Regions from separate parts of the Homo sapiens genome. Here regions 1 and 3 are each linked to region 2. Evidence: chromatin loops called from intact Hi-C (ENCODE). Cell type or tissue: chondrocyte. All regions are shown on one strand. Links, peaks and the distances in the headings refer to the core of each region. The heading gives the core; the rest is flanking DNA.

Region 1 (11,104 bases), core at 1,872-9,871, 150 kb after region 2:
AGTTGGGATTAAGGCATCCACCACCACGCCTAGCTAATTTTTCTATTTGTAGTAGAGACAGGGTTTCACCATGTTGGCCAAGCTGGTCTTGAACTCCTGACCTCAGGTGATCCGCCTGCCTCAGCCTCTGAAAGTGCTGGGATTACAGGCATGATCCACCATGCCCAGCCTAGTTTACATTTTCACCAGCAGTGTAGAAGTGTTCCCTTTTCACTGCATCCACGCCAACATCTATTTTTTTTTTTTATTTTTTGATTATGGCCATTCTTGCAGGAGTAAGGTGGTATCACATTGTGGTTTTGATTTGCATTTCCCTGATCATTAGTGATGTTGAGCATTTTTTCATGTTTGTTGGCCATCTGTATATCTTCTTTTGAGGACTGTGTATCCATGTCCTTAGCCCACTTTTTGATGGGATTGCTTTTTTCTTGCTAATTTGTTTGAGTTCTTTATAGATTCTGGATATTAGTCCTTTGTTGGATGTATAGATTTTCGCCTACTCTGTGGGTTGTCTGTTTACTCTAGCAGCAGCAAACTTTTTCTTATACAGTTAAAAAGTCAAATAATGTGACAGTTTTAAAGTAAATGTGTTTTTACATACCCCTCTGTATTTATTCAGTGTTAATATTCTGCTAAAGTAAAACAAAAATGCAGTTTATCTTGCCTCTTTCTAAAAATCCATCATAAACAATACAATAAAGTCACTGTACCGTGAGGGTTTGCATTACTTGAGGAGTAAGTTCTTTATAGCCAATCTGAAGACATAACTATGATGCTTTACATCAGGGTTTTCTAGCCTTTTAAAGTATGAGAAACTCATTGGGGTTGGGGGGGGTTGTTTTGTTCTGTTGTTTTGTTTTGTTTTGTTTTTGTTTTGCCAAAAAGTTCCTTAGACCCAACCATAAAAGAGATTGAGAAAATCCACCATTAAAATGTGTGAATTTAAGAACTCTTAAAAACACATTTGTATTTTATCATTCACAACATCTACCGAGTATATACATTTGAAAAATTGTAGCTTAGTACACATAGGTGGGAAACAATGGACTTGCTGGATCTAAGATACTGTTTAAAGCACATATGTGGAACTCGTAAAGTTGCTGCTGTCTCATTTTCCTTATGAGGTCCCCCCAAAAGAAGAAACTTCTTGTTAAAAGTGTCTGCAAGATATACAGAATTACTGATGTTTTCTCCATTTGAGACAGATGAAAAGGTCTGCAGCACACTTCCCACAGAAACCACCTGGAATTCTCCATCGGCATTTCTCTTTCCCTTTGTGGTTCACTGTTTTCTGGTGGGGTCTAGTGTGCATGTTGGGGGTGGTCGGGATGCTTCAGACCCACTCCTGCTGGCTTCTTCTCTTGATCCTCTATTTCCAGAATAAAATAATTCCATCACTTGAGTTACACAGAGCAGTTCTCCCTACCTCCATAGGCCAAGTGTCAGCAGATCTAGGCCTGGGGTCTTTTCTTAGACTCTCAGCAATTCTCATACTGTTCCTCCAAAACTAAAAAGGGTAATTTCTCCTAATTGGACCCTGCATAATAACAATCTCCCCCTTTGCAATGGCTCCATGCTCCTCTTCTTAGTGTACAGCCTTCAAGCAGGAAGCTCAGTCCTTTAGAGAATGGCAGAAAGGTAAGATTTAGATCCCTCTCCCTCTCCAGCTCTGCCTTCAGACCAAGCCCATAGTAACTGCTTACAAGTGCTCAGCCACCTGCAGACTGACTTCCTTTTCCCCCAAACCAAGAGACTATAGTTGCACAGGAGATTAGTGGTCTCACCACAGTTGCAACCTGAATTTGGACAGTCATCTATTACCTAAAGAGCCAGCAAGAGTGGGTCCTACAGGGACCTAACAAAAAGGGCTGAAGCCATCTATTATCTGGAGGCCAATCAGACTTCCCACAGCTCCCTCAATATCCTTGGTGAAAAGCCCATCTGCTCTCTAGCACTTCTGTGCCTGGGTCTCCAGAGTACTGAGTTTTTGTATTCCTCACTCTACATCCTTTTCTCCATCTTATTCTGGCACCCTGAGGACATCTATATCAGAATCACCTGGAGAATGAATTTGTCTCTGAGAATAGGGCCTAGAAACCTGCATTTTACTAAGCTCCCCAGGTGATTCCTATGCATACTGATGTCTGAGAATGAGTGCCTAAATGAAGTTCAGCTTTATGGTACATTTTTAAGAAAGTTGAGATCTGGTTAATGTATGTGAGAAATTGATTATATATATATTTCCAAGCTCCACTTATAATAAACTACTTTTCCTGAAAAGCTATCCTGCAGAAGTCAGGTTGAGAGGATAAGTCTCTGAAATGCTAATAAAGGCATATGGAACTAGCAGAGTTGAAATGCACACTTTTCACATAGGAAATCTCACTGTTGGCCAGGTGTGGTGGTTCATGCCTATAATCCCACCACTTTATGAGACCAAGGTGGGAGGTTTGCTTGAAGACAGGAGTTCAGGACTACCCGGGGCAATACAGTGAGACCCCATCTCTAAAAAATACAAAAATTGTTTTAAAAATTAGCTGAGCATGGTGGCGTGTGCCTGTAGCCCTAGCTACTTGCTAGGTGGGAGGTGGGAGGTGGGAGGATTGCTTAAGCCCAGGAGTTCAAGGCTGCAGTGAGTTATTATCACAACACTCTACTGCAGCCTGGGTGGCAGAGAAAGACCTTGTCTCAAAAAATAATAATAAAGAAAGAAATCTCACTGTTTGTCTTTTTCCCTTGGACAAAATAGCACAGCATGATATTTTTTGTATTAATGAGTGAACAGCGCATAGCTACATGCCAATAAGACAGCAGTTAATGAATCAATAGCTTTTTCCCTGCCCAATGAAAATAAAAATCACAAAACCATTAACTTAGTCTTTATTGTAAGCAGAAGCAAAATAAACATTCCCATAAGATTAACGTTTGACTCTCAAAAACATTAATCAGGGCCTTATTATTAATAATATTCTCAGTAAAAACTTACACAATCAAGGACAAAAAAGTCCATGAGTTAATTATTGGATTAGCTCTCTCAAGCTTGTAAATTCACAAAGCAATTACGTAATCCTCAGTTTCTTTTGGCTCTACTTCCCTACACTCAGTTCCCAATATTTCTCATCTATTCTGAAGGATGTTCTGGGTCCTGAGGACAAACATGGGTTTAACCAGGACTGTTGCTTCCACTCCTTTCTCCTGCTACCTATCTTTCAAAGAGCAAGATAATGCAAAGGGTGGAGTCCACTTGGTTTAAATCTGGGATCTGCAATCTTCTACCATGCAACCATTGACAAATTACGTCTGTTTCCGTTTCCTTAAAAAAGGGGGATAATAAAGGTTCATACGCTATAGGGCTATCATGAAAATTAAAAACTGCTTTGAATAGTGTCTAGCACAAAATAGGCATTCAACAGATAATGATAGCAAGATATTTTATATATATATATATATATATATATATATATATATATATATATACTTTTTTTTTTTTTTGAGACAAGGTCTTGCTCTGTAACCCAGGCTGGAGTGCAGTAGCACAATCAACCCAGTGTAACCTCAAGCTCTTGAGCTCAGGCAATCCTCCCACCTCAGCCTCCCAAGGAGCTAGGACTACAGGCATGAGCCCCCAAACTCACTTAATTTTGTTGTTGAAATGGAGTCTCACTCTGTTGCCCAGGCTAGTCCTGAACTCCTGGCCTTAAGTGATCGTCCTTCCTCTCAGCCTCCCAAAGTGCTGGGATTACAGGCATGAGCCACTGTGCCTGGTCCATCACTATTTTTAACCATTCCACTGTTAATTATCACCTTAATTAGAGGAAAACACTTGGACATAGAGAAAATAAATTGAAAATATTCCCTTGTACCACTCAAAGTCCAGTGTGATGACTGAGAGAGAAAGACAGAGACTGACTCTGACTTAAACCACACCTAATAGAAGATGTTAGGACAAAAGCATTTAGGGGAAAATGGCTAGGAGAGAACTGAATAGACCAATAGTTCAAATATAAATAGCAAGATAGTAACTATTATAACCCTTGGTGGACACACAAAAACAAATGTAAGACACTTAAGAGAACAAGTCTTGCTTAGCTTTTTAGATACTCAGATAAACATAGTGAAATACGCTGAGGGCTGAAATAGTAATATTATAATATAAAAAATAATTACTCCAAAAGTGCAGAGATAAAAGTGATTATCAAATACTTGGGGAACCCTCAGCAGGTGAAGAAACAGAAAAACATTGTTCAAAGTCCCTTCCATTTCCCTATCCCCTACCCCAACCTCTGAAACATATCTAAAGCAGTATCTCACAAATGATTGCCATCCCCCTGTGGGACGGAGATGGAGGTAGCACGCTGTTGTTTTGGGAGATATCTTAATTTGTATTTATGGAAGTTAGTAAGTCACAATTTTGAAAATAAAGGGGCTTTTATGTCTTTTTAACATTGAAATAGATGGTGTCAAAATTTTATTTTAGAAACTCTATAAATGAATATTCCGGAAGATTACTGAAAGAGGCCAACTAGCTTCAACATTCAGATGAGACCCCAGGAAGAGGAAGATGCCCCTCAGGACCAGACTTGAAGGGTTTTTTTTTTTTGTTTTTTTCTTTTTTGTTTTTTGTTAGACTTGAAGGTTTTTAAAGCAGACTGGACAGGACAGGTGAGGAGCAGCAGGCTCTATGAGGTAAGAGTGAGACAAAGGACTCTGATACCTGCCGGACTGGGCCTGTCCCAGAGGGGAAGCAGTCCCAGCCGTCTCATCCCCTCTAAGAAAATTGTTATTGGAAAATTAATAAATCATGTGCTTTTCTTTGTTTAGTGTCCTGTGGATTTACCTCAGGAACTACACGTGTAAACTGCCTGGCTGGGCTGAGGGAATTCAGCAAAGGTAACTGTCCTCTGGAGAAGCCACAGCCTTCCTGCCCAAGGTCCAGCAAAATGAGTTAGTGTATCCAGCTCCTCCTCTCCTAAATGGGCAGGGCAGTCCCTTGCTCAAGAATCAGCAATTTCTGATTCTTGCATCTCTGACAAATACGTGCAGCAATTAGTCTCTTAAAAAAAAATACCTGGCCCAGCACGGTGGCTCACGCCTGTAATCCCAACACCTGGGAGGCCAAGACAGGCAGATCACGAAGTCAGGAGATTGAGACTGTCCTGGCTAACACGGTGAAACCCCGTCTCTACTAAAAATACAAAAAATTAGCCAAGCATGGTGGCAGGCGCCGGTAGTCCCAGCTACTCAGGAGGCTGAGGCAGGAGAATGGCAGGAATTCAGGAGGCGGAGCTTGCAGTGAGCTGAGATCGCGCCACTGCACTCCAGCCTGGGCAACAGAGCAAGACTGCGTCTCAAAAAAAAAAAAAAAAAAAACCTGATTGGCAACTTAATCTTGAAAGAAACATAAAACATAAAAACTTCTCAGAAAAATCATAATTACCAAAAAAAAAAAAAAAAAAACAAACCTTTGCTTTAAAACCATAATTTGTAGATTAAGTACTCCCTCTGCTGAGCAGATCTGGTTTTGCAAACTCTTTTCATCTTCCCTAAATGCTAAACTGAAATTGGAGCTCACCATTTGAAGAGTACTTTCTTCCTCTCAGATACAATCACTAGGTGTATCTGCTTAATGTTTTTGTAGACCATAATATCTAGCTCATCTTTGGTCCCTGTGGGGCAGTCCTTGTTTGTCTGTAAACAATGTACTGACTTCTACCTAGTAGAAAATTGAGGGAGAAACTAGGGTTTCTATGTTATTTCTGGATGACCCACTGTCTGAAGGTCTACCAATAAGGCTTTATTATATGAGTTCCTATCTTAATAATCTCTTTCAAAACACAAATGCCTTTGGGAAGGAGTATATCCAAAAATAGAGGGCACATTAAGCTAATTCCCACAGTGGTGGAAAGAGTATCTCAGAGTTCTGAGAGACAGAAATGAAGAATACAAGGAGAGTGAGGGATCGCAAGGCAATACTTAGTTTTCCTACAATTTCTACCTATCTTCAGGTGACTTAAAAAAAAAAAAACCTCTGAATTTCTAAAATATATTTTTCCTGAATCTTAATGATGAAATGTAAATATCTTCATCTCTATTTCTCCAAGATAGATTTCTATGAAAATATAGAATCAAAAGGTATATATTACAGATCTTCATACATATCTCAAAACTGTTTTCCCAAAAGGTATTATCAATGTATAATCTCATCCCAAATGGATAAATGCTCAGAGAGCTCAGGAGACAAGCTCAGGCTAGGGACAGCCTCAGAGTTACAGCTCCAAGTGGTTGAAGCCATTGAGGTGTTTTCAACTAGCACGTGGTAGAGACCCAGCAAATATTTGCTGATAGAATGTCCTAGTGTATCCCCCTCAGCTGACCACTCTTGCTGTTCCCCAGGAGAAAAGACTGGCTGGTGTCAAGAGCCTCATCTGTTCAAAAAATTAAGTTACTTGTTTAACTTGAATTGAACATAGAATCCAGTAGTCTTTAAGTTGGACATGTGAATCTCCAAGAGCCCACAAAGACTTTTGAAGGATTACATGGGCAAGAATAGTATAACGGAGTCCACTTTCAGATCTTCACCTTTCCTATGCAGGTTGGCCTTCTATATCCATGGGTCCTGCATCCATAGATTCAATCAACCACAGATCAAAAATATTTGAAAAAAAGTTTTATCTGCACTAAACACATACAGAATGTTTCCTCTTGTCATTATTCCCTAAATGAAACAGTATACCATCTACTTACATAGCATTTACATTGTATTAGATATAAGTAATCTAAAGATGATTTAAAGTATAGAAGAGGATGTGTATAGGTTATATACAAATGCTATGCCACTTTTTATCAGCCAACATCAGTCTCCAAGGAAGGTCTTGGAACCAATCCCCCATGGATACTGAGGGATTACTGTATTCTTTACTTAAACTGATCTGCCTGAGGACACAGTTTGCTATTTTCTTTTTCTACTTTTCTCTTTCACAATGGCTCTTCCTCCCACTCTAGAAAATAAAGCCCTCTATCACATCCATCTGGAATCTTACTATAAAGAAAACTGAAGCAGAGAGATTTGGAAATTTTCTCAGTCACCCAGTTAACAATTGGTGAAGCCTAGAATCAAACTTAGGCTTTTTTTTTTTTTTTTTTTTTCTGTAGAGACAGTCTCTCACTATGTTGCCCAGGCTAGTTTCAAACTCCTGGCCTCAAGGAATCCTCCTGCCTCACACTGCCAAAGTGCTGGAATTACAGTCATGAGCCATCATGTGGGGCCTAGGAAGGTCTTACAAATAAGAAATAATCCCCTCATCTTGCTTCAGATGCTTTAGGTTTCAAGTAACAAACTCAACTTAATACGTACTCTATTAGCTCCTACAAGAAATTCAAAGGTAGATGAAGCTTCAGTGTGGGTTTAACCCAGTGGCTTACTGATGTCACTAGGGCCTGGTTTCTTTCCATTTCCCCAACTGGCCTTTTGTGGAATCCACTTCATGCTAAAATTCTCTCTCCTTGTGGCCACACAGGTAATTGCCAATGTTCCCAGGACTAAGTGCTTCCCCATCAACATCCAGAGAGGGTATATCCAACCAGCATCCTGATCTAAATCAGCTTGGATTACATATTGCCCTCCCCCATGACCCTATACCTTCTGCCTCCCTGTCGTTACAAACATTATGGCCAGGGAAACTGAATGCACCGGTTGTTGCAAGCCAGTTGGGGTCCAACCCCAGAGATGGGGATAGACAGTTTTCTTGAAGCAAATGGGCTAGGTGAGGGAAGAGACAGCGTATAGAATAAGAATGTAGGAAATATTAGGAAGAGGGAAGTAGATGCTACGTAGGCAACTTGTAAATGCCCAGTAGACATCTGCTCCTGGAGAACATGGGAAAGGAAGAAGAAAAGGGGGTAATTACAGTAATTGAGATCCACTTACTGAGTGATGCTGTTGTGATCTATATCTTTTTAGAGACTGCTTTGAGATCCAACTTGATCTGACTCCCCTTATATGAACAAGCCAAGTATGGCAGATTATATTTTCCACAATGGCCATAACAGTATCTCCCATCCTCCATGTTCTTTTTGCAATGTGCCTTTGTTATACCTCCCATCATGAAATGGGTTCCATGTTCCCTCCCCTTGAATCTAAGTGAAAATAATGTTGACTTCCAAATCTAGATCATAAATAATGGTATAACTTCTACCTGGTTCTCTCTGGGGAGGTTTGGTCTTAGAAATCAGCTACCATACTGTGAGGAAGTCTAAGCAGCCCATGGGCAGGTCCAGATGAAGAGGAACCAAGCCTACTGGTTCACAGACCTGGCTGAACTCCCAGCCAACAGCCAGCACCAACTTGCTAGGCATGCAAAAGAAGATATCATCTTAAAAGTGGATCTTCCACCCCCTGCAAAACCTTGCCAAAATTTCAAATTTTTAAGCAAACTAAGTGATTCCTGTTGTTGTAAGCCACCAAGTGCTTTAACTGGTTGCATGTCACATGGCAATAGATAATTGACACACCAAACAAACAGAAAATGACTACACAGCCAAATCAAATCTGTCATTCCATCCATCCCTAGCAACATACATTCTGAAAAAAAAAGCCTAGCCATAACTATCTTTCATTTTAGATTTTTAAATTTCAAACATTTAGAAACAGTAGTATAGGGAACACTTATGTACCTATCACCCAGTTTCAACAATAATTATTCTGTGATTTTTGTATCATCTATATATCTACCCATTTCTACCTATTCTCAATTATAATTTAAGGTAAAATTTATATTATTTCAAATGCATAAATCTTATTAGTATAATTTTGATAATGAAAATACCCACACCCCGGGTGTGGTTTCTTTCCAACTCTCCGGAAAGTTCTCATGTCCCTCTCCAGTTAATCCTCCTGTATCACTCAGAGTCCAGTCAAGAGACAGAAATCACACCCGTGTTTTGAATAAAGAACAATTTATTCTATCTCATAAAGAGATTCTAATAAAGAATGCAATTCAAAGAATTACTAACTAGTAAAAAGAGAGTAACTACTAAGAGCAAAAGAGAACACTAAAGGACACCCTGTGGCTCAGACAGAGTACCCAAAGATGAAATAACCTTGGAAGGAGGGCAGCCACCTCCCCAAGGCTGAGATTCAGAGAATGTGGAGTGTGGCTGAGGTATAGTGGGGAAGTCCATTAGGTTGCCCTGAGACAGAGATAGTTCTCAGCCATGATGGTCCAAGGCTTGGTGAACAGGACCCCACCAGCTCACACTAGTGAGCAGACGCCCCCTGCTGGGGTGCCAATGGGCTGAGGCTGGTGAGCAAAACTTGCTGAAGAGTGGGCACCACTGGGTGCACCACACACATGCTCCTGGAAGCTGTGTCATGTGAACAAGAAGTGAGGAAGCACACAGGAACCAGGAACTGAAGTCCCTCTCCCTCCAGGGTCCCTCCAGCACTGACAAGGCTTAACAACATGCTAGCCCAAAGCAATGCCAAGGTCTAGATCATGACACCAGTCCAGCTTCTAGGTGTCAAGGGCTACTTTTCTCCTCCTCAATATTTCTGCAGTATTATAATCAGCTGTCTAGTTTTATGGGGAAAAAAATTTTAGACTTTAACTAAAATTGCATTGAATTTATACATTTTCTGGGAAGACATTACATGTTGTTATTTTCCCATTCATAAACACAGCAGAGTACTTCATTTCTTTAGGTCACCTTAAACATCTTTCAATAAAATTTTACAAATTCCTCCAAACAGGTCTTTCACATCTTGTCCTAAGAAACCTTATATTTTTTGTGGCTATTATGAATGTAATTTCTTTTTTTTTTTTTGAGACAGAGTCTTACTCTGTTGCCCAGGCTGGAATGTAGCGGTGCGATCTCGGCTCACTGCAAGCTCTGCCTCCCGGGTTCACACCATTCTCCTGCCTCAGCCTCCTGAGCAGCTGGGACTACAGGCGCCCGCCATCACGCCCAGCTAATTTTTTTTGTATTTTTAGTAGAGACGAGGTTTTACCTTGTTAGCCAGGATGGTGTCAAGCTCCTGACCTCATGATCCACCCGCCTCAGCCTCCCAAAGCGCTGGGATTACAGGCGTGAGCCACTGCGCCCAGCCTATGAATGTAATTTTTAAAAGCTACTGTTTAAAACTTTGGTTCTAGTGAATTGAAATGCAATTGATTTTTTAATATTCAGTGGAAGAATTTTGTGAGGATTTTTTTTTTTTTTTTTGAGATGGAGTTTCGCTCTCATTGCCCAGGCTGGAGTGCAATGGCGTGATCGCAGCTCACCGCAACCTTCGCCTCCTGGGTTCAAGAGACTCCCCTGCCTCAGCCACTCGAGTAGCTGGGATTAAAGGCATGCGCCACCACGCCCAGCTAATTTTGTATTTTTAGTGATCTTTCTCCATGTTGGTCAGGCTGGTCTTGAACTCCAAACCTCAGGTGATCTGCCCGCCTCGGCCTCCCAAGAATTTTTTTTTTTTTGTCTACTCTTTCACTGTGGGTGTAATGGAATTGTCAGAAACTGAAAATACTAGGAAATGTAGGACTATGGATATTGAGAGCCCATTTGACAACTGAGGATTGAATTTAAAGTGACACAATTCAGTTTAATTGTGTGTTCTTCCTTTAAATAATGTTCAGTTGCTCAGGGGTAAGCACGGACTGCTGGATATTTGAGTTTTACCAGGGATGGGTGTTTGTCACATCAATAGGACAGAGGGAGAAACAGGTAAAGGAGATAATCGTATTTGAAAGTGATCATAATGATGGTGTGGTGGCATTTTAAAAGCATGTCTGCAAATGATATTTCTTACATAAAGAGGTGGGGTTTAATTCCTCTCCTCTTGAATATGGATTAGTCTTAATAATCCACTTGTAATGAAGAGAATACAGTGAAAGTGATGTTGAGTAACTTCTGGGGCTAGGTTATAAAAGGAGATTTTACTTGGCTCTGTCTCTTGGACACCTGTTTTGGGACCCAGCCTCCACGCTGTGAGGAAGCTCAAGCTACATGGAGATGTTACACATAGATGTTCTACCTGTCAGTCTCAGGAGAGGTCCTCATCGACAGCCAGCATCAACTGCCAGGCATGTAGGTAAGGAAGCCTTCA
Region 2 (11,104 bases), core at 1,788-9,787:
ATTATTTAATTTCTTGCTTTTTAGTTTTTTGTGTATCTACTGTATGATTTTTGGCTTGAAGTTACCATAAGGCTTGCAAATACTAACCTATAAACCCATTGTTTTAACCTGATAACAACACTGTTTGCATAAACAAACAAATAAACATACAAAAACTAATAAAAATTCTATGTGTATTAGTCCGTTTTCATGCTGCTCATAAAGACGTACCTGAGACTGGGAAGAAAAAGAGGTTTAATTGGACTTACAGTTCCACATGGCTGGGGAGGCCTCAGAATCATGGCGGGAGGCAAAAGGCACTTCTTATATGGCGGCAGCAAGAAAAAAACGAGAAAGATGCAAAAGCGGAAGCCCCTGATAAAACCATCAGATCTTGTGAGACTTATTCACTATCATGAGAACAGCATGGGAAAGACCTGCCCCCATGATTCAATTACCTCCCACAACACATGGGAATTCAAGATGAGATTTGGGCAGGGACACAGCCAAACCATATCACTATGCTTTAACTTTGTCCCCCTGCCCCACTTTTTAACTTTTTGATGCTTCTATTTATATCTCATTGTACTGATTATGTCTTGAAAAGTTGTTGTAGTTATTTTTAATTGGTTCATCATTTAGTCTTCCTACTTAGGATAAGAGTAGTTTACACACCACAGTTATTGTGTTATAAAATTCTGTGCTTTTCTGTGTACTTACTATTACTGGTGAGTTTTGCAACTTCAGGTGATTATTTATTGCTTGCTTTTCTTTCCGATTGAAGTACTCCCTTTAGCATTTCTTGTAGGACAGGACAGTTGATGAAGTCCCTCAGCTTTTGTCTAGGAAAGTATTTATTTCTCCCTCATGTTTGAAGGATATTTTTACCAGACATACTATTCTAGGGTAAAAGTTTTTTTCCTTCAGCATTTTAAAAATGGCATGTCATTCTCTTCTAGCATGTAAGGTTTACACTGAAAAGTTTGCTGCCAAATGTATTGGAGCTCCATTGTATGTTATTTGTTTCTTTTCTCTTGGTGCCTTTAGGATCCTCTCTTTGTCCTTGACCTTTGGGAGCTTGATTATTAAATGCCTTGAAGTAGTCTTCTTTGGGTTAGATCTGCTTGATGTTCTATAACCTTCTTGTACTTGGATATTTACATCTTTCTCTAGGTTTCTGGAGGTTCTCTGGTATTATCCCTTTGGTTTTTGTTTGTTTGTTTGATTGGGTTTTTTTTGTTTGTTTGTTTTTGTTTTTTTTGGTTTTTTGAGACTGAGTCTCGCTCTGTTGCCCAGGCTGGAGTGCAGTGGCACAAACTTGGCTCACTGCAACCTCCACCTCCCGGGTTCAAACAATTCTCTTGCCTCTGCTTCCTGAGTAGCTGGGATTACAGGCACCCACCACCACGTCTGGCTAATTTTTATATTTTTAGTAAAGACAGGGTTTCACCATGTTGGCCAGGCTGTGTTATTTCCCTTTGAAAAAACTTTCTACTTCTATCTCTTTGTCTACCTCCTCCTTAAGGCCAACAATTCTTAGATTTGCCCTTTTGAAATTATTTTCTAGATCCCGTAGGTGTGCTTCATTGTTTTTCATTCTTTTTTTTTATTATTATACTTTAAGTTCTAGGGTACATGTGCACCATGTGCAGGTTTGTTACATATGTATACATGTGCCATGTTGGTGTGCTGCACCCATTAACTCATCATTTACATTAGGTATATCTCCTAATGCTATCTCTCCCCCATTCCCGCCCCCCCACAACAGGCCCCGGTGTGTGATGTTCCCCACCCTGTGTCCAAGTGTTCTTACTGTTCAACTCCCACCTATGAGGGAGAACATGCGATGTTTGGTTTTCTGTCCTTGCGATAGTTTGCTGAGAATGATGGTTCCCAGCTTCATCCATGTCCCTACAAAGGACATGAACTCATCCCTTTTTATGGCTGCATAGTATTCCATGGTGTATATGTGCCACATTTTCTTAATCCAGTCTATCATTGATGGACATTTGGGTTGGTTCCAAGTCTTTGCTATTGTGAAGGGTGCCGCAATAAACAAGACATTTATGCAGCCAACAGACACATAAAAAAATGCTCATCATCACTGGCCATCAGAGAAATACAAATCAAAACCACAATGTGATACCGTCTCACACCAGTTAGAATGATGATCATTAAAAAGTCAGGAAATAATAGGTGCTGGAGAGGATGTGGAGGAATAGGAACACTTTTACATTGTCGGTGGGACTGTAAACTAGTTCAACCATTGTGGAAGACAGTGTGGCGATTCCTGAAGGATCTAGAACTAGAAAAACCATTTGACCCAGCCATCCCATTACTGGGTATATACCCAAATGATTATAAATCATGCTGCTATAAAGACTCATTCTTTTTTATTTTGTCTCCTCTGACTGCATATTTTCAAACAGTCTTTAAGCTCACTAATTCTTCTGTTTGATCAGTTCTGCTATTAAAGGACTCTGATGCATTCTTCAATATACCAATTGCATTTTTCAGCTCCAGAATTTGTTTCTTTTTAATTATTTCAATCTCTTTGTTAAATTTATCTGATAGAATTCTGAATTTCTTCTCTGTGTTATCTTGAATTAATTTGAATTTCCTCAACATAGCTATTTTGAATTCTCTGTCTGAAAGATTACATATCTCTGTTTCTCCAGGATTGCCCCTTGGTGCCTTATTTAGTTCATTTGGTAAGGTCATGTTTTCCTGGATGGTATTGATGCCAGTATTCTTCGGTGTCTGGGCATTGAAGAGTTAGGTATTTATTGTAGTCTTCACTGCCTGGGCTTATTTGTAGCCATCCTTCTTGGGAAGGCCTTCCAGATATTTGAAAGGACTTGAGTGTTGTAATCTAAGCTGTATCTGCTTTAGGGGGCACCCCAAGCCCAGTAATGCTGTGGTTCTCGCACACTTGTCAAGGTACCACCCTGTTGGTCTGGGACAAGATCTGGAAGAATTCTTTGGATTACCAGGCAGAGGCTCTTGTTCTCTTCCCTTCTGTTTCCCAAACAGAGTCTCTCTGTTCTGAACCACCCAAAACTGGTGGTAGAGTGAAACAAGCACCCCTGTGGCCTCCACCACTATGATTGCACTGGGTCAGACCTGTAGCTATCACAGCACTGGGTCTTGCCCAAGGCCTGCTGTAACCACTTCCTGGCTACTGCCATTGTTCACTCAAGGCCCTGGGGCTCTACAATCAGCAGGTGGCAAGGCCAGCCAGGCCTGTGTCCTCCTCTTCAGGGTGGTGAGGTCCCCCAGACCCCAGGTGAGTCCTTAGGTGCCCTCTGGGAATCAGGGATTAGAGTCAAAAACCTTAGAAGTCTACTTGGTGTTCTATTGCACTGCGGCTGAGCTGGCATGCAAACTATAGGATGCAGTCCTTCCCACTCTTCTGCCCCTTTCCAAAGGCAGAGGAACCTTACCCTGTAGCCACCGCCACCCCAGGCCATGAGTAGTATTGCCAGGCTACCAATGATGTTCTCTTATGGCCCAAGGGCTTTTAAGTCAGCTTGTGGTGAATGCTGCCTCACCTGGGACTCATCCTTCAGGGCAGTGGGTTCCCCTCTGGCCCAAGGCAGGTCCAGAATTGCCATACAAGAGTCAAGTCCTGGAATCGCGGACCCCAAGAACCTGCCTCGGTGCTCTACCCTCCTGTGGCCGTGCTGGTATCTAAGGTGTAAGACTGTCCCCACTGCTTTTCCCTCGCAAGCAAGAGTTTTGCCCCATAGCTACCCTAGCTGGTAATATGCTGAGTCTCACCTGAAGCCTGCAAGTCACAGAGGCTCACCCAAGGCCCTCAATGTAGTAGCTGGGTATTGCTGCTAGTTATTCAGGGCCCAAGGGCTCTTCAGTTAACAGGTGATGAATGTTGCCAGGACTGGGTCCCTTCCTTCAAGGCAGCAGGTTCCCTTCTGGCCCAGAGTGTGTCTAGAAATGTAACTTGGGAGCTAGAACCTGGAACGAGGGCCTTATGACTCTAACTGGTGCCCTATCCTGCCGTGGCTGAGCTGGTATCCAAGATGCAAGACAAAGTCCTCCCTACTCGTCCTTCTCCTCTCCTCAAGGGAAAGGAAGGGGTCTCTTTTGGATCGATGAGCTGTGAGGCTTGGGGCTGGTTGAGGGGCAATGCCAGTACTCCCTTGGCTGCTCCAGCTGGTGTCTCAGTATGTCATGTACCCCTCAGTCCACTGTCTCTGTGCCTAGTTGAGCACTAGGATTTGCCTAAGGGTTACAGTCCTTATGGCCTAGACTGCCTTTCAAGTTTACCTGGAGGCACAGCGCACTGTAGCCCTCAGTGGTGAGGTTTGTAGAACTCAAGTTCTGACTGCTGGGACTGGCAATTCCCCTGTGTCTAGGCCTGGGTTAAATGCTCCCTCCGTGGGTGGGCATCAGCTGAGTTTGGTCCAGTTTTCCTCTCTGATCCAACAGGACAGCACTAAGTTCAATGCCTCACAATTGGTGTATTTTCCCTTCCCCAGCACCCAGAGAGGCTCTCTGCACCATGTTGGAGGGGTGGCACTGGCGATTCAGGACTATTGTTTCTATCTCTTCAATGACTCTTTCAGTCATATGAAGTTAAAACCAGGTACGATGACTGCTCATCTGATTTTTGGTTCTTATGAAGGTGTTTTTTCTTTTTCTTTCTTTTTTTTTTCTTTGTGTGTTGGGGGGAGGGGGTCTTTATTCACATGGAGTGCTGTATGCGATGCCTGGGAAAAGCTCTCAGCCTGGTGTGTGCTTCAGCGTGGCTCGGGCTCCAATCTCTGTTTTCCAGTTTGTCACGGGCTCTCAACTGTAAATAGCCTATGCCCTGCTGGATGCCACCTTCTTAGACACCACGTGAATCCCCATGCACTGCTCCTCTTACCCCTTACCACCACCAAGCAGCTATTAGACACCTGAGGTCTCTGTCCTGTTAGTACCATGGGGCAGAAAGGTATGATACCTTTTTTCACCCATAAGGGTGACAGCCAACACTCCTAACAAAATACAGGCGTGCAAGAGAAAAGCATTAACAAATTTACTTAATTATTTGAGGCAAGGTCTCACTCTGTCTCCCAGGCTGGAACGCAGTGGTGGGATCACAGCTCGCTGCAGCCTCAATCTCCCAAACTCAGTCAATCCTCCCACCTCAGCCTCCCAGGCAGCTGGGACCAGAGGCATGCACCACCATGCCTGGCCAATTTTTTGCATTTCTGGTAGAGACGTGGGTCCCACCATGTTGCCTAGGCTGGTCTTGAACTCCTGGCCTCAAGTAATCCTTCTGCCTCAGCCTCCCAAAATGCCAGGACTACAGGCATGAGCCACCGCGCCCAGCCTAAAAGCATACAAAGGTGTTTTTTCTCTGTAGATAGTTGTTAACTTGGTGTCCTTGGGTGGGGAACAATGGGTGGAGCCTTCTGTTCCACCATCTTGCTTCACCTCCTCCAATTATGTGTGTTTTGTATGCATATCTGGGCAGTAGGTCATAGATTTGAAGCCTCTCATTTCAACTTTACTGTGTCTGAGAATATTTATCCTTAGGACACTTGTGTATACATTTGTGTGTTGTTGCTACAATAATTGCCTCATGGTAACTGAGAAATTGATAAGAAGAAGGAGGTAAGTCATACCATGAGGAGGGTTTAAGCACAACGGCGAGTTAGAAAAGTACTGAAGGATTTATAGTTAAGGGGCAGGCTTATCAGTGGGATATGTCAAGCACATTAAGTTGTTCCTGAGTTTGCAAATATTTTTCTCTGTGATTGGGCCATTGGCATTTGCTAATTGGTGCCCATCAAAGTTAGGCTTCTACCCACCCACAGGAACTGAGAGATATCTTCTTTGATGATTATATATCAAAGGGATAGATCCCAGGTCCTTGAGGAAGACTTTCCTGAGTTGTAAAACTGTCAAGAAGCTTTTGTTAAAAAGACATCTCAAAGTAGGCAGAGAAAGAACTTATAATTCCAAGTTTTCTAAAACAAATGCTCTAAGAAACAAGAAAACAAGAAGTCAGGGCCTAGAGTCAGTAAGAAGCTGGTCTAAAATTCAGTCATGCTGAGGAGAACGTCAATGCCATCTCAGTCATAAAGTTATGGTAGATGTTGATGTTTAAAAAGCTACACATCAGCAGATCAGTTTTAAACAAATATGAATGTTAGATGTTTACAGCCCTAACTTAGAATCCTCCCCTCCTTGCCCCAACTCCCTCCAGACCACCCAGGGCATCAGGATACCACAAGATGTCAGTGGAGGTGACTAGGTAAGAATTCTATCCATTCAAGAACCCTGGGGGAGAAACCCATGCTGCCCCTGTATTTCCCACTATCCCAGGGAACTCTGCCTGCCCCAGTATCTAGCAACAGATGCTTAAAACTGTACTAGTACCATGTGCTTTCATCAGCTGTGCAAACTTGGGCAACTTATTCAACCACCCTGAGCCTTGGTCTCTTCATTTGTAAATAAGCATAGTAAATACATACCACCACAGCACTGTATCAGAAGTAAATCTGATCTGTGTATAGCACTCAACACAATGCTTGGCATATGGTAATGACTCAAGAAATGATAACTATCAATATTTCAGCCAGTTCTCACCTATGCTATTATTCTCATAGAATAATGAACATACTATGACACCAAATTAATAAAATACACAGAGAGGCAGAAGAAAATAAGTTAAAAGAATTATGGCTTAAATCTTTTGAAATTAAAGCAGAAGAAACTATCAATGAGGCAGTAGCTACATCCAAAGCGCCATGCCCTATCCTCTGCAACTTGATCCAATTTTCTGCCCAACTTTCCAAGTCCTGTTCCCTCAAACTTAAAATATTTTCCCACGCAGATCTCAAATCTTCATGTTATTCAGCCCAACGGTGTAATGCAATTTTTTAAATTATGAGTTTTTGTTGTATTTTCTTTTCCTATTTATCACTTATAGCATTTTACCCCCCCCCCCCCAAAAAAAAACCCATGTGGGAGTTAATTGACTTTTCAGGAATCCCATGCAAAATTCTCCCTCAAAACATTCTCTTTGTTTGTGTCTTGGTAGCAACTCCAGAGTTTTCAGGACTTGGACTCTGCTTTAGACTTGTGCTCAGACTGTCTCCACAAAAGTGGTCCGTTTCCTCATCCAATGAGCTCTGCCTGTTTGTCTGTGTGACACTCCAGTGGAAGGAAGCCAAGAGCCTATAATAGCGATCCTGGGGAAAATTTCAGCAGCTGGGGCCATGTAATTTAAAACCTCTGAAAAGTGTGCTGCGGTCCGTGCACAGCATTAGTATAACGTGAGGGCTGAATGCAGCCCATTCTCTGGAGAACTTCCTCACACACCGCAGCAAAGAGAAGACTGAAAGACAAACCTGGGTGCAGCCAGAGAGGTCCAGATAGATGAGCTTGTGGCATCCATTCCCCAAGTTCAGGTACTGTAAGCCTTTGTCTGTGAACCGTCTGCAATAAGCCAAACTAAGATTCTGTAAGTTGTGGAAGTGCCTGAAAAGACAAAAGAGAGGAAGGAAAGTATTATACTTCCGTTGTTCTCTCAAATCTTTCTTAAGCCACTATGACAAAGAAAACTGTAAATTCAACTCTTCTTCTTGCAGATGTTCAACATTTAACTTTACTGTTAACTCTCTACCTGTTAATTAAAGGAGACTACAGTGTTATATAAGGTAACACACAATACATTTAATACCTTGTAATACATTTCAAGTGAAAGTATTAATAGTTCAATAATATTTGCCTAGATATTTAAGAAAGTTGACTGGGATAAAGCTTTTTTGGTGTGTGTGAGGTGGGGGAGGCAATCATATTGTTTGGAAGTGAAACCAAATTTGCAGAGTGTATTGTTGCTTTTAGGTTTTATCTCTGGAGTACCAAAATAATGTGCAAAATATATAAAAGGACAAATCCTTTGTAAACATTTAAATGGAGACTGTTACAGGAGAGTGAGGATTTGGGACAGAAGGCAAAACTGAATATGACCATGCTCTTAAAATAGATCTGATAAGCAAATGAGTTTAAAAAATAGGTTTAAATATGCATGAGTTTGTGACAGTTTCATTATTATAGTTAAAGAAAGACTAATTGATATGCAGAGTTTAAGCATGGATTAAGAAGACCAGTTTGCAAATAAGCAGGCAACACATGAGAAGAATCAAAAGCAACATCAGAGACTATAAATCTCGCTGGAGTTGAAACAGATTAAATATGGTATTACCACAATGACCAAAATGACAGCTTCCAGAAAAAAGTAGGGTAGTTAGGATGAGCCTGTACTACCATACGAGGGCTCGCAGTTTGAGGACACTCCGTGGACAATTTCCCAAGCCCTCCAAAGCCTGGAACTTTTTTTTGAGACGAAGTTTCGCTCTTGTTGCCCAGCTGGAGTACAATGGTGAGATCTTGGCTCACTGCAACCTCCTCCCCACTCCCCCAACCCCTGGTTCAAGCGATTCTCCTGCCTCAGCCTCCCAAGTGGCTGGGATTACAGGCGCGTGCCAACATGTCCAGCTAATTTTTGTATTTTTAGTAGAGACAGGGTTTCACCATGTTGGCCAGGCTGGCCTCGAACTCCTGACCTCAGGTGATCCACCCGCCTTGGCCTCCCAAAGTGCTCGGAACAGGCATGAGCCACCGTGCCCAGAAAGCCTGGCACTTTTTAAGAGGTCAAGGATTCCCACTACTATCTGCTCTTCTAATGGAATTAGCAATCATGCTCTTAGTTTGTGATATGCAACAGCTTAATAGCAAATTAGAAAGCAAAAAGAATGAAAAGTGAGGAGAAAATGCTTCTCTGCCTCTCAAAATCACACAGGTGAATAAAGTTTACCTCCCATAAATGGGAAATAAGATATACAAGCACTGACCATTAATCAGATTTTGAAAAACACATCTATATGATATAATGATTTGCATGCCATAGCGAATTACTTGATTCAGAACACACATCCCGATCTGGGAAGGGCTGTGTACGTGAGATTCGACAGAGCGAGGGGGAAGGCTTTGGACTCACCAGTGACTAGGTGGGCAGGGCCTGAAGGAGAAAGCAGTGCTAATATCCCAAAGACACGCCCCCTCTCTTGGGGCTGTCGAGTGGACTGAGCTGTGCTAAAGTTTTGGAAATGCGTTATCTTCCTCTCCCTGGGGTACACCCTGTGATTCAACTGAGTACAATTTTCTTGGGGTGGGGAGAGGCACACCAGGGTGTCATTTCTAGCAATCCTTTAGCTTTATAATCTGTAGAAAGGAGTTGTGAGGCAGGCCGCGTGACACAGTGCAAAATACACAAGGTTTTTGAATCCGGCCAAATGAGATGTAAATCCAAGCCCTGACACTTACTGCAACCTCCCTAATCTCTCAGAGATTGTTTTCTCATTTGTTAAGTGGAGATTAAAATATTTTTTTTTTTTTTTTTTTTACACTGATCAACTGTGGGGCCTCCAGCTTTCCTGAACCTCAGTTTTCTCATCTGGAACATGGATGTAATCTGGTCTGCTTGTTCCCTTTAAAGATGTGACAATTAAATGAGAATACAGAAGTAACAGTATTATCTTGAGGGTGATTTTAACAATCAAAATCGGCAGGGACATAGTAGAAGATTTAAAACTATATGTAATATTATTGCTACTACTATGTGAAATGATAGTAACACATTAACTATTTTTATGGACTTTGTATTATTCTTCCATTTAATGAAATGGATACTTATCTCCAAGAGTGGTGCATACAATAATTCCAAGAGTTTGAAGGATTTCACATTGAATGTATACCTCGATCTACACCTAGTATTCAATTTCTTTAAATCCATGTGATCAGTTAACAAATATCAAAAATGAGAACTGAGCTAGGAGTGCTTAACTTTTTTTAATGTCACAGACACCTTTGGCTTTTGGCAGTCAGCTGAGGTCTCTGGCCCCTTTCTTGGCATAAAGTTTTTAAATGCATAAAATAAAATATATAAGATTACAAAAACAGCCAATTATATTGAAATACATAATTACCAAATAAAAAAACATTTATGAGTAGAATAGTAATATATGTGCTTCTTTATTAACATATTAAGTAAGATTTTGTGGCAGTTCTAATAACTGCTGTGATTGTGAACTATCAGTGATATTTTGAAATACTTATAACAATTGAAATGTGATAAGAATATATTTGTGATTTATATGAGTAAAAATGTCCCAGAGACTGCTAATACTTCTGTAGTTTTTACCTACATTTCAATTACAGTTAATAAAAGTAGAGATGAGTTTCTTCTTTTTTTTTTTTTGTTTGAGACGGAGTCTCACTCTGTTACCCAGGCTGGAGTGCAATGGCATGATCTCGGCTCACTGCAACCTCCACCTCCCAGGCTCAAGTGATTCTCCTGCCTCAGCTTCCCAAGTAGCTGGGATTACAGGCACCCACCACGACGCCTGGCTAATTTTTTTTGTATTTTTATTAGAGACAGGGTTTTACCATGTTGGCCAGACTGGTCTCAAACTCTTGACCTCAGGTGATCCGCCCACCTCGGCCTCCCAAAGTGCTGGGATTATAGGCATTAACCAGTGCAACTAGCCGAGATGAGTTTTTTATATCCCCCATTAAAATTCATGGAGCTCCTGAATTCTATCCCTGATCCTCTTGGGGGAATCCACTGCTCCCCAGCTAAGAACCTCTGGTTTAGATAAAAGAGGCTGTTCATTAGACTAAGTGACTCCTGGATTGAAAATCTCTGGATAGCTCTTTTCACAGTGGAACCTCATGGAACCATCAGTTTGAAGGCAAAGCTCAGGAATCTTGGGTGGCCCTGTAGGCCTTTCTAGGGATTTACAGTTCTGCAGACTTAAAGCTGCTAGGGACGGGAAAAGTGTCAGTTGACAGCAAAATCACAGGTGGCAAATTTTGTGCAATACTCATACTCTTTATTCTGAATTTTGGCAAAGACGCGTGTCCCCTACATGAGTAAGATCTGATTCATCATTTTCCCAGCCCAGAGAACACTTGGTAATTCTAATTCTGCTTTGAGGCAATGTTTACAGCTTGTTTTTATCTTTTTCTAATTATTTGATAACTGTTTCTTATGGGGGGGGGTGTGAGTCCTCTCTTTGTGATTTATTTATTTATTTTTCTGCTACCA
Region 3 (8,000 bases), core at 1-8,000, 150 kb before region 2:
GAATATCTTGGCCACTGTTTCCTCTCAGTTATTTATTTGTTCCAATGTTTATGGTTTATTGAATATTCATGTGTTTTACTTGCTATTATACAATTTTATTTCTTGATTGAGTTTTGTTATGTACTAAAGAATCAGTCTAGGGTTTTTTTCCTATTTTTATTACATATAGTATTGATTTTTAATGTATATTTCTAAGTTTGTAGTTTTTATAAAACATAAAATAAATACTTGTGAAATCTATTAACTTTTAATACACAACTTTCATAGAAATGTGATTTGGATATTTGAGAGACAAATATAGTGAATTAGTTAAGAGCACAGAATATATTCAGAGCCAAACTACCTGTGTTTGAATTCTGGCTCCACCATTCACTAAGCTCTATAACTGGACAAATTACTTAACCTCTGTGTGTCTCAATTTTTTGGAAAATTGGGTAATAGTAATAGAACAAACTAAAAAAATCCTCTATTAAGAGGATTAAATGAGTTAATACAGGTAAAATACTTAAAACAACGTCTGGCACATAGCTAAGTCTAATGTAATGCTTACCACGATGATGATGATAAAGGTAAAGGAATCACAGGAAAGATAACTTGGACGGGTTCTAGACCTACCAGTTAGCTTCCCAGAGACTCAGTTTCATTATTCAGCAAACAGGATGGTGATATTTGCTTTGTCCACTTAACAAGGTTGTGAGAATCAAATGAGCACTATAAATAATAGCATCATTATTCTACATGACTGTTTTTAAATTGTGTTAATTTCAGTATCTAAGTTTAGTTTTATAACTTAGCAGAGAACACAGAAACCCATTTCGTCTATTTGGTGAATTGATGACATAGTTGTCAGTTTTCCTCTCAGTCTGGGCTATGAAGCCACAGTACTTCCTTAAAACTTGGCTTTCATTATTTGTAAGAACTATATATATGTATTTACATATATATTCATAATAACTAAGTGAAAAATTTTTCTTTTCATGTAGAAAAGAAAATTTATAGCAATACCTCTGTCAGGAAGATACTGATTTTTAAATCTACTTTTTGTTCTGTCATTAAATAGTAAATTTAAATTCCTTCCATTTAGTTTGGTGGAAAGCTACTGCCTTATTAGATGTCAAGTGGAAAAGTTCTAGAAATAATAGTGTATTCACTAATTAATGTACTAAAAGAGAAAAATCATGATAAATCAATAGAATCAGATAAAGTATGTGCTAAAATTCAAAACCTATTCATGATTTAAATAGCAAAAGCAATCAAACAAAGTTGAAATAGAAGGGAATGTCCTTAATCTGATAAAAATTATTTTAAAAATATCTATAGCAAACATCATGCTTAATGGTGAAATGTTGTAAACTTTTCTTTTGAGAACAGGAATAAGACAAGGATGCCTGCTGTCCCATTGCTTCTGCTAGCTGCTATTCACTGTTGAATTGCGGGCCTGAGACAGATGGTTAAGGCAAGAAAAAGAAAGAAAAAGCAGGAAAAAAAGTATTAATATAAGGATTGGAAGGGAGGAAATGAAGCCATCACTTGTAGACAGTATAATAACACATATATAATTTTTAAAAGTACAGATAAATTATTAGGATTAGTGACTTTAGTGAAGTTGTTGGATTAAGATCAAATACAAAGTCAATTAGGATAAAATGAAATTTTAAAAGATACCTTGTACAATAGCACTTAAAAATATCTAAAAGGAATAAATCTAATAAAAGATTAAGAATTTTATATAGGACATATAAAACATTAAGAGAAATTAAAGGAGACCTAAGTCAATGGGGGAATGTATTGGATCTGTTCCATATTCTGCAGAGAATGCACTATTGCTCAGAATCTCGTAATTAGAGGTAGGGAATCAGAGTCAATAAAGTGATTGTGTACTAGGTAGTAACATTTTATGTAGTTATCCACTGATTCCACAGGTAGCATTTTGGCTTTTTACCAGTCTTTGTTTTATAATGAACTGATTAGTCTTTCTCTTACTAGGCTGTGACCATAGATAAACTGCAGGGAAGTTCTGTTACTGTATCTACCGAAGATGGTTTGCTGAAAGCCAAGTATCTTTATACAGAATCATCATTTCTGTCTTCTGCTGCTGGGGATATTACATTAGGAAGTGTTCATGGTAAGCTGACAAAGGCATAATACATCTGAGACTTTCCACATAGCATAAATTTTAAGAGATGACTCTGTAGTTGAAAAAAGGATCAGGAAACTGGCCTTTTAAATAATGAAATGCAGACTAACCATCTTTTTAAAAAAAAAAACCATAAAAATAAAATGACTCATAAAGCTAATTTAATTTTATTTGTGCAAGAGATTAAAGATTATGCTGTTATATATGGAACTAATAGTAAGTCTAATTTTTAATGCATTTCTTTTTTCTTTTTTTTTTGAGACAGAGTCTTGCTCTGTTGCCTAGGCTGGAGTGCAGTGGCGTGACACTGGCTCACTGCACCCTCCACCTTTCACGTTCAGGTGATTCTCCCACCCCAACCTCCCGAGAAGCTGGGACTACAGGTGTGCGCTATCACGCTAGGCTAATTTTTGTATTTTTAGTGGAGATGGGGTTTCGCCATGTTGCCCAGGCTGATCTCAAACTCCTGGGCCCAAGCGACCCACCCCCTTGGCCTCCCAAAGTGCTAGGATTACAGGTGTGAGCCACACTGCATCCAGCCTGTGTTTTCTTATAATAGGAAACAAATAGCAAGGAAATACATGCAGGAGATGAAGTAAAAGCAGTGTTAGGTAAAGATGGGTACTGAATGATTGCTTTTATGTTAACATAAGAAAGCTGAGGGTTAAATTAATGAAACATTTGGTGGAAGGTAATTATAGCAACTCTGATACTAACTTTATTTTAAATGTTTTGCGTGTATTTGTACTGGCACCAGGTTTTCTCAGCACCCTGTTGTTTCCATTTTCTTTGATAAATATCCTCTTGTGGTTTCTAAATCCTGTCTCTGCAAGAAATATTACATAGTTAATGTTTGCATTATTGAAAGAAAATAAGAGTATAATGATGAGGTAATATGGCAAAGGGCATGCTGGTGTTCAGTGTCACTCAGCTGCTTCTTGAATTTCCACAGAGCAGATGATTCAAATCCAGGTATGTTTTCTGAAATATATACAGATAGAATTAATAATCACTAATCCAGTATAAAACATCTGCTAAATGCCTTTTGAGCCATATTCCAGGAAGTACAGATTCGGACTTTTTCCATATATAGTCCACTCATTTCACCTCTATAGTAAAGCTGGATATTGGTATCTGTACACTCTGGCAAAACTCTCAGATTTTAGTTGTGAGCAAGAGTTATAGAGTGGCATTAGAAAGCATGGTTAGTGCTAATCATGCTATGTAGTAATTTGGCAAGTAGTCTTCTAAAAAAAAATTTTAAAAAGCATACTTATATGCTTGAAATAGTTCTGGAGCCTCAATTTAATGGTTAAACCTCAAGCATTCTTGCAAGGTTAAAGTATTATTTGAGCCCAAAATAGCTTAAGTACATATGGAGCTGTACCCAGATGAAGCAAATGGTTTTGTTACTTATTCATTTATTTATTTTTTATTCAGTTGTACCTTAAGTAGATCTGGTAGTTTGTAACTCTTCATAATTTAAAAGTGACTTTTATATAAGCATTGCATTTCTAACTATCTTAATCATAATGAAAAATACTGTGCTTAATGTATTTAGTAGCTTTTAGTGGAGAAACAATTCCTTATCAAGTCAGATGTGGATTAACATCCACAGGAAAAGCAGTCTGTTCTCTGCAATGCTTTATACCATGTTTACACTAAATTCATAATGTTTCTTTTTTGCATTCTTTTAAGTTAGATAAATTGAATTTGGTACAGTTTATCATTAATTGCCTAGATGGTAGTAAAACAGGTGGTCTTTTTTGAAGCAGTCCTCAAAGTACTTAGGTCTGTTGATTACTTAAAGTAGCTAAAATGGAAATACATTGCTGGAAAAGAAAGTTAATTCCTTAGCCTTAATAAAACCTTTTTATATTTACTGACCTTTAATATGAAATCAGATACCTTTCCTTAGCTGGTTTAAATCTAGGTCCTCTTTTGGACTATTGTTTCAGGTTGAATTTCCCTGAAAGCAGACACTCTGAAATGGAAATTTGAGCACAGCGAATTTACTAGGGAGGCCTCTTGGGACCAATGCCATGTAAAGGAAGAAAGCCAGATTTCCATGGGAGAAGTTGGACTGTGATACAGTTTCAGTAACCCACACGGAGAGCTCTGAAGCTGGGATGGTCCCTCAGAGTTGTCTCAAGCTGGGGTGAGAGGAGCTGGACGTTTATATCCCCAATCATTAGATGCAAGCTGCCCCAGGAAGGAGTATGATCTTGGGCCGAAGTGACTCCTTTTTGCTAGGTAATTCCCAAAGACGGCTGACAGCTGAGGGCTGTCTGCCAGCAGTACTCCAATAGCTAGGAAAATAAGCCCTTCAGTTATGATGTGGGATCTGGATGAGGAATATAGCATCTACTACAGTTATATTTATTCATTCATTTGACACATTTATTGACCACCTACTGTGTGCCAGATTTCCAGGCACCAAGGGTGCAAAGTTGGGCAGGAGGTGAAACCTGTCGTTAAAGAATTCAGAGTAGAGTAGAAGGATTAAATATACTTTCTTATTTTCTCAGTTACTACCATCCCCTTTGGGATGTTACTTCCCACCTCATTTCCAGTGGTCCATTATCACCCTGCCTCAATGCAAAGAACTCTTTTAGATGTTTCTCACAGCTTCTTTGTGTAATACTAGTACAGCAATGAGAAGGAGAAGGGGAAGGGAAAATTTAATCCAGTTTCAAATTATAGTTACTTTCACAGAAGTAACTGTAGAAAAGCTTCCATGTTCAGCCTTGCTTTCTCCACCTAGTCCTTGTTCCTCACTCTGCTTTGGTTTTTCAGCATATACAAGAGAGAACTAAGACAGGAAACCCCTCTTAATTCCATGGACACACCCCAGTGCCTCGACTTTTAAAAAATCACCCTTCAGACACTTCTAAGTTTCTTGCCTTCCTCTCCCCTATCACCTCTATTTCCATCCTTGTCCTAAGGGATTGTATGAACATGCTTTTGGAGTTTGTAGTCTGGGGTTTGGGATGGGAGGGGTACAGGAGAGCGGGCAGTGTTTAGTCTCACATCCTGGTGGGTGAGAAGATTAGAGTCATGGCTGGTGAAAGTAAGTCCCAGTTTTCTAGTTCCTGGAATTTTGGTGGGAATTATTTCTCCCAAGATCTTCCCAACCTAGAACTCTGGATATATATTTCAATGAATTCTTTGTGCTAAATGCTGATGGTTATATAACACAAATTAGGTATATATTTTGGCTATATTTAAATAAACTGGCTTGAGAATCTTAAAACTTGTTTTTATGGGAAAATACATTGCTATTTCTAAACATTTGACTTACAGAAAACAAACTGAGAATATATGCGTTCTTGGTCAGGATTTATTTACTTTAGCTTCTTTTTTCTTAAGCAAGGCTTAAACTAATTTTTTTCCAGAGAGAGCAGAAAAAAAAAATCCAACATATAGATGTTGTAAAAACCATTTATACACAAATATAATGCAGTAACTTTCTTTTTGGTGGATTTTACAAGTAGAGTTTGGAGCCTTTGTGCCAGTAGGTGGGTGGGTGGGTGGTTGAAAGCAAACATGTATTGAGTACCTAAATTGGCCAGCCCCTTTTACTTAATGAACAATTGGCTGTTCACAGATGAGGAAAACTAGACTTAGAAATGTCTAATTGTTTACTCTCAACTCCACAAGTTAATTAGTGGAATAGCAAGGATTTGATCCTAGTTTCTTGGCTTTCTAGGAGAGGTTTTTAAACAGTGAACTTGATTGCAACCGCAAATTCCATCATCACTTTGAGGGCTTCCTGGCTCACTGTAAAGATGTTTCCTCCAAGAAGACAGTACTATAACACAGATGCACTGCTTCAGCTATGTTCTACATTATAAGTTCCTTGAGTTTCAGGACATTTATCGTGCTTTATGACTGAAAATGTAGATGTTCCATACAGTGTTTGGGCTTAGCTCCATGGTAGCATTCAGGAACTGGACTCCTTCCATAAAAGTGATGGTGCTGTCTTAAGTGTGTGGCTTCTAAGTCTTCCATGAAAGGAAACAAGAGCATGAAATTTATTTTTTGTCTGCATTTTCAATATTTTTATATACCCTGATGGCAAAGCAACATCTAACATACTAGTGCCGAGTACTTAGAGCATGCCCATTAATGAGGAAAAGAGTAATGAAAGGAGCAATATATCTTTCCTGGCCTTGCAAGTTGATTCCTATGTATAGAGAAGAAAATAATTTATCCTAAGTGTTTTTTCAAGTGAAATTTTTAAGTATAGCTAACTATATTTTATATGTAAGAAACTGAGTAAGCTAATTGACTAGTCATATTTCCTATTTGTATAGTTGGTTGAATCACATCTGTTAAGTGTGTATGCCTTCTACTACAAAAGAAACCAGTTTATTCATTGACTTATTAAATATTCACTTTCTGACGATGGGAATCTAGTGGGAGAATAGGTACTTGAATAGGTTGTGTTTAGATGTAAAATTTTATGAGTTTACTATCTTGATTTCCTTCTAAATAATCAAAAATTAAATTTGGTTTTATATGAATAATATTTTATTAAATTCTGATATTTGAATATTGATACTTTTCAAAGAATGCTGTGCATGTATAATACATGCATATATTTATATGTATTCTACAAAATACAGTTTTAAATATAAATATGGTTTTTCTGACTCTATTGGAGACAATGAAAAACTTCCTTGAAATGGTTTGCTAGGATTGGTTTTATTTATAACCCATGATTTAAACAAACTGATTCGATTAAGATGTAAGAGTGTTCATGTTACTTGTTTTTGTGTATTTTAAAAATTTATGTTATGATCCGGAACAGTGACTAATGAATAAAACTCTATTTTAAATATTTAGATTTCCTATGTAAATTAGGCTCTATTTTAAGTTCTATGGAAACATATCTTGATAGATAAATTGCTGAGTATTAGTTCTCTCATTTTCTCTGCACTTCAAAAGTCCTTTGTTCTTCAACTATTTGGCATACATGCATAAACTTTTCCTTTAGTAACTACTTTTTTATTTTTGAAATTTTCAAGAAGTACAATTTACATGAACTGTACAAAACACAGGTGATAACTTTGATAGCACTCAAAATTTCAGAAGAAATGTCCCAATCTGCTTTAAGAAGGACTTGTAGTCACTGATAAATTTATAAATCTGGTTTGTAAACTTAGAAAGTCAGAAATAATATACAATTTTAAAACAGAATCTTTTATTGGATTAAATAGATCTTTTCATGACATTCATGAAAATGTTTTATTGAAATTCTAGTATTTATTCCTAGCCTAGGTCATTATGAAGTTTTAATTTGATTATCATTTTGATGCTTAATTTCGAATCTGGACACATACAACTTTGTTTTTTTTGTTTTTTTTGTTTTGTTTTGTTTTGTTTTTGAGAGAAGTCTCACTCTTGTCCCCCAGGCTTGAGTGTGATGGCTTGATCTCGGCTCACTGCAACCTCCACTACCCAGGTTCAAACAATTCTCCTGCCTCTGCCTCCCAAGTAGCTGGGATTAAGGCGCCTGCTACCACGCCTGGCTAATTTTTATATTTTTTAGTACAGACAGGGTTTCACCATGTTGGCCAGGTTGGTCTCAAACTCCTGACCTCAGGTGATCCGCACGCCTCGGCCTCCCAAAGTGCTGGAATTACAGGCATGAGCCACCGCACCTGGCCACAACTTTTTTATATGAAATATTAGAAAAGAATTACAGCTTTTTTTTTTTTTTGTGGTGCAAACCATGTAGGTTTTTCAGGGTTTAGACCTCTGACACAAAATATTGATATTTACTACAGTGTCTGTCCTAAGTGCAGCTCCTTAGAGACATTCAGAGACTTGGCTTCCTCAGTTTGTGGCTTCCAAGTCT

The links. A loop is a pair of places that touch in the nucleus more often than their neighbours do. Peaks named below come from ENCODE experiments on the same cell type or tissue, not always from the same donor. Only the 100,000 strongest peaks of a DNase experiment are listed, where the experiment ranks them.
Region 1: a loop joins it to region 2, with 2.6 times the contacts of the local background. A loop is called at or near these places in 11 of 110 quality-filtered maps.
Region 3: a loop joins it to region 2, with 9 times the contacts of the local background. A loop is called at or near these places in 3 of 110 quality-filtered maps.

What each region holds. Positions count from the first base shown.
Region 1 is chr7:103,056,588-103,067,691 of GRCh38, forward strand. The region is part of intron 1 of FBXL13 (F-box and leucine rich repeat protein 13); the gene reads right to left. Among named protein-coding and RNA genes, the nearest start is that of FBXL13, 13 kb to the right of the region's middle. RefSeq lists a silencer at 9,115-9,409. In chondrocyte, for the core only: CTCF peaks have their summits at 5,510, 5,718, 9,284 (motif pointing left) and 9,483; no DNase peak of the experiment used is centred there.
Region 2 is chr7:102,905,743-102,916,846 of GRCh38, forward strand. It overlaps FBXL13 (F-box and leucine rich repeat protein 13), which reads right to left. Exons shown (of 21, transcript NM_001394494.2): 12 at 7,344-7,473. It overlaps LRRC17 (leucine rich repeat containing 17), which reads left to right and starts at 7,258. Exons shown (of 4, transcript NM_001031692.3): 1 at 7,258-7,403. In chondrocyte, for the core only: no CTCF peak of the experiment used is centred there; no DNase peak of the experiment used is centred there.
Region 3 is chr7:102,759,287-102,767,286 of GRCh38, forward strand. FAM185A (family with sequence similarity 185 member A) reads left to right here. Exons shown (of 8, transcript NM_001145268.2): 4 at 1,987-2,125. Among named protein-coding and RNA genes, the nearest start is that of FAM185A, 14 kb to the left of the region's middle. In chondrocyte, for the core only: no CTCF peak of the experiment used is centred there; no DNase peak of the experiment used is centred there.